Linked DNA regions of Homo sapiens: region 1 is linked to region 2. The links are chromatin loops, found by intact Hi-C in ENCODE. Cell type or tissue: PC-3. All regions are shown on one strand.

What was found. A loop is a pair of places that touch in the nucleus more often than their neighbours do. Peaks named below come from ENCODE experiments on the same cell type or tissue, not always from the same donor. Only the 100,000 strongest peaks of a DNase experiment are listed, where the experiment ranks them.
Region 1: it touches region 2 in a loop (15-fold over the local background); 1 of 110 quality-filtered maps calls a loop at or near these places.

What each region holds. Positions count from the first base shown.
Region 1 is chr5:101,781,096-101,783,595 of GRCh38, reverse strand. All of the region lies in intron 2 of LOC105379102 (a long non-coding RNA gene), which reads left to right. Among named protein-coding and RNA genes, the nearest start is that of SLCO4C1, 510 kb to the left of the region's middle. RefSeq lists an enhancer at 238-990. In PC-3, no CTCF peak of the experiment used is centred here; no DNase peak of the experiment used is centred here; H3K4me3 peaks cover 825 bases; H3K27ac peaks cover 928 bases.
Region 2 is chr5:101,877,376-101,879,875 of GRCh38, reverse strand. No RefSeq gene overlaps it. Among named protein-coding and RNA genes, the nearest start is that of SLCO4C1, 420 kb to the left of the region's middle. In PC-3, no CTCF peak of the experiment used is centred here; a DNase peak (open chromatin) is centred at 1,455; H3K27ac peaks cover 969 bases.

The DNA.
Region 1 (2,500 bases), 96 kb after region 2:
TCTTCCCTCATTTCTCTGTGAGGAAGGGGGAAGGACCAGTGACATCCCTGAGCCCAACTGCAGAGGCCGTTGTCATCTCCAGTGCACAAGGGGGGTCCTCTAAAAAGAAACCTGAGCCCCAGGGAGGTGGCGCAGAGTGACCCTGGCAGGGGCAGGGCAGGCACCAATCGCGAGGGAGGGACATCTCCAGGGACTCGGAAGAGCTCAGCCATCACGGATCCTCCAAACTTGTTCTGGGAGTGCCTGCTCCACGCAATTCACGCGTTTTACTGACTTCTCCCCTTCGCTCTATCTTCCTTGAACAGAACTTTTCTGTCAAGAGAAGGTGCTGAAGTTGGTGCTTACAGGACGTTCCCAGGCACCCAATATGCGCTCCATCAGAAAGAGGTGGATGATGTGCTCAAGTCTGCTCCTGATCTTAAGACAAAATAAATAGCAAGAACAGAGGGACAGAGGGGAATGCAACTCATGGGGTAATTTAAGATATGACAAAAAGTTAAGCAATAAATGAAATGAGAGACTATAGACGGTAGCGTGAAAATTGAGACAGTGTGTGTGATCCTGTGAGCTTTTGTGTGTTCAGATTCATGAATTAAACAACAAAGGCTGTTGTGCTGTGTGGGCTTCTTTAAGCTGTTCCCAGTACAAGCTCAACTTTCTCAAGTGCAGCGGTGTTGACAGTTGTCCTGGCGCCGATGACTCCTATGACAAAAGAAGAGTCACTGCAGAAGTGTCAACAAAAACGTGTACCTTTGTTCCTTTAATCGGTGGGCAGACCCTAAGCGAGATGTCAGTATTCATCATCCTGTTGACCTTCCTATTTTCTCTGCCCCAACGCTCTAAAAAGATGCTAGAGAATGCTGGTTTCCCAAAAGGCTTAAGTTAAAGCTCTGAAAGCAGAGATGCCTTCCTCCTGTTTCTTACCTTTTTCTTGGCTACAGTAGATTTATGTATTGAATCAGAAACGACAGTACTATTAAGGAAACCACATTATTTGCCTTGTCTTGGAATAAAGATTTTTATAGACTTGAGTGTACATGTAGAAACTGGTTATTTCATACATCAACTTATCTAATAAACTTTCCCTTGTGTTTACCCAGGTAGAGTTTTTAGTTTAATAAACATCACCTTAGTGATTTTGAAATTTACCAGGAAGTGGCTATAATTTTGTTGTGTGGACATAGCTTGGAACTATTTCTAAGGATATGAACCTGGTTATAAACTCATTTAATAGTCCATTTCTAGAAATTCTAACTCTCTTTATATGAGAAAGTTGACATGCCAAAAAGTAAAGGTGTAGGTGCTTGTCCTAATGTAAATAAATTCCCCTTATCCTTCATACTTTCTTTGTTCTTTTCATCTGCTATCCTTAAAAATATGTACAATAAATAGAATTTTAATTTATTTTAGCTATTAATAAAAGTAAATGATGTCTTATGCTTCTTAAAATTCATTTTGTTTTCATGGAGATGACATTTTTGTGTGTTCCATTTCACAGATGAACTCTGAATTGATCTTTCGTTAATACTTCTTCAATCTTTTTGTGCTCTGGAAAGTTGCACAATGAACTTTGCATCATGTTATGGAATGCCTTTGCTTGAGCAACATATTGAACACTGATTTATACTTTAAATATGGATATTTTAATAAGAGAGCACAAGCTCAATTTAACAATGGTCAGTGAATGACGTGAATTCATAAACATGATTGGCATGTTAAGGGATCCGCTTGTGAGTTTCAAATACATAGTCTTCACGCAGATACATTAAGATGCTTAATAAAGTAATTATACTTAGCATCTTATTATTTCTGTACTTAATGGTCTTCCAGGGAGGATCTAAATTTATATGTTCCTATTTAAAAAAAAAAAGAGATGTCTTCTGATGGGAACATGTTCCCATAATAAACTAGATGGAAAACTGAATTGAAATAAATTTTAAGAAGATATGTTTTCCGATGGGAAATGTTCTTATAATAAGCTAGATAAAACATTGAATTAAAATTGAAATAAAACAATCAGGAGATACTTTAAATATTTATTAGTTTATCTTTAAAGATTAAATGATGCTTATGTTTATGTCCTACATCAATGAAATATTTAACAATGACTGTTGACTGTGTATAGGCCTCTTTGGACAAAATCCCTACTAAAGGGAGTAATTGGAAAATAAAACAGTGAATTATATTAGGTACTAGAAGAAATAAAAATGCAATGGGGTTAAAAGGAAGGACAGTTTACTATTTCATTATGCCAGAAGAATTTGCCTCATCTAATAGAGAAAATGAAACATAAATTACTCTCTATGAATAAACAGAATTTTGACACATAAAAATTGGAGAAAAGGGGAAAAGGCATAGAGGACATGCTAAGACATTGTTCAGAAACTAGTTTGAATAGAACTTTATGTGTCAGAAAATAGAAGAAAAAGTGTCAAAAAGTGTTGAAAGTAAGTAGAAGAAATAAGTTGTACAAACCTGGCTTTCACTCTCATGACTTTGG
Region 2 (2,500 bases):
AAGTAGAAGGGTGATTACCAGTGGCCAGAGAGTTTTAGAAATATTTATGCCCTCAAAGGGGCAGAGAAATAATATGCAAGTTTTCTAAAGTAAATGCTCTAAGGAGAAGGAGAATAGGGGCCTAGTGGCAAGAAGAAGCCTATGGAAAGTTTAGTAAAGCTGAGAGAAAAGTAAAGGCTTTCTTGGTCAAACTCATCAGAGATCTGATGTCACAAGTCAAAGCACCATGACAAAATCTGGAGAGATAAGAGTACTCCCCCACCAAAAAATTGAACTGAGATCTACTGATGGCTAGGCCTCTAGAAGACTGTGTGGGATATTTTTATGCCTCCTCTTGTAAAAATAAGCACATTTTGGCTAAGAATAAGCAAAACAAGCCCATTATACCTTGCTTCCTTGCATGATCAGTGGATTACTTCACACAAAGGTTTGCTCAGCCAAAAACTCACATTTATAGAAAACTTAAAGAAATAAGCTCCAAGTGGCCGTGCTCCATTGCCAGCTCACAGTCCTGTTTCGTCACACCGGGTTCTGTGAGCCACACAGAGAAAAGCCTCCACACTGGCTTTATTCTGCTTTTTTAATCAGCCCCCAAACAACATGAGCAGTGGGTGTTGCAGCAATCTTCACTCCTTATCACCCATGAGAAACCTGGAGTTTTAATTTTCTCTTTCATGAAGCACCAAAATATCTTTTTCTATTAGCAGGTTGATCTTCTTTCTTCTCTCAGCACAACTTTTTGTTTTATTCTTTACTCATAGACTGTGCCACATGAACAAGAAAGAAATCAGTGTGGAAATTTCATTTGGATATTTGTGTTATTATTCAGTTTCCTAAATTGTATTTATATAGCTATTAGTGTAATTCTGTGATTACTGTACCATGTGCTCAAATACTCATGATTAACAAATGTCTATAGCACTCTGGAGGAGACGAAGTACAAATACTCTCTTATTTCACATAATCACCCAAACCAATGAATTTTTTTCCATAAGACTAAGGAAACATTATGTTATACAAATCATTTATCAATAATTTTAATGTAGGGTTTTATTAAACTCTGTTCCTTTTTTGAATATTTCCCATATTGAAATGCATAATCAGGCACTTGTCATGATACTTCATTTTCAATAACCACACACATACACACACACACACACACACACACACACACACACACACGATTTAGGGCTATCTGTTATAATTAAAGATGAGATAAAATTTCATGTTTCCAGGATTGCCAAACTTTACTCATTAGACTATTATGTTTCACTTGAACATATAAACCTAAAACACCCCAAGTAAATGCCAGTGATCATTCAGACCATTGTTTTCTGTAATGTTTTATATTACACTGACCTATTATGTGTCAAAAATGATTCATGAGTTCCTACACATGTCTCCTATGAGTAGTTGTTAGCCCAGGAAGCAAAATAAAATCTTGGAGCTAATCTCTGCTCTTTGACACAGACCATTCAGGTCCTCCCAGGTCCTAGACTAATGGTCTCCAAGATGATTTATGTCATTCTACCCTTGACACAGAGTGATGTTTGCCCTGAATAATATCCTTTCGTTTCTGCTCTGTGATCCAAGGCATATAAGTCAGATCCAGCAAGTGTTCTGCTTTCTTCATCAAAACTTTCTTACAATTCTAGTCTCAGAAGCCTCTTCCCGTTATTCATTCTCTAATCTCATTTTGCACTTTTCTCTGTATCAAATGAATCTCTCCAAATATTCTTTTTATTGAATACAGAAACCGTATTCTCAGTTTCTGTGATACACAGAACTGACTATTATAGTGTGAGGCACACAATAAGAGCTCAGTAAATGGCTATTCATTTGACAGTTCAAAAATTAGTGAAAATTTAATTGATTCATATAAAATGAGAGCCTCCATTATTAATGTCCAAAGAGAATCAAGAAACACATGCTCTTGTAAAAATTCTGATTTGTTTTAAATAGAATACCTTATGTCTGGACCTACACGATGGCCCTGCCTTGTCTGTATATTCTATTTTGTGAATAATGGTAGACAAAGTTGTGGGAAAATGGCTCTGTGCTCAGTTTTCCTGGGAAAGCATTGATATTTCAAATAATGGAATTCAGTATTCCAATGCATAACAGGTTTTTAAAAACCTAGCAAAAGTTTATTCACATAAGCTTGTTCTGTCCCTAAGGAAAAATAACTAGAAATAAACACATCCAACTTGGTCTTCATTGGCAGTTATTCACCCAAACATGTTCACTTGCTCCGAATAAAGACTTAAGCTAATACCATACTTTTTGTAGTGAGTCACAAGTTCTAACTGAACATTTATCATTCTTCAAATATATTATTTTATGTTCCAAAGATTACAATGAACACCACACTCACAAAGAAAAAAATATCTTGAGCAAATGCAGAAACCTTAACAGAAATCTGTGGTCATCCTCCCCAAAACCTATAAACCTCTGTAACCATGAGAAAAGTATTACACAAACGCATATAAAAAACATTTTA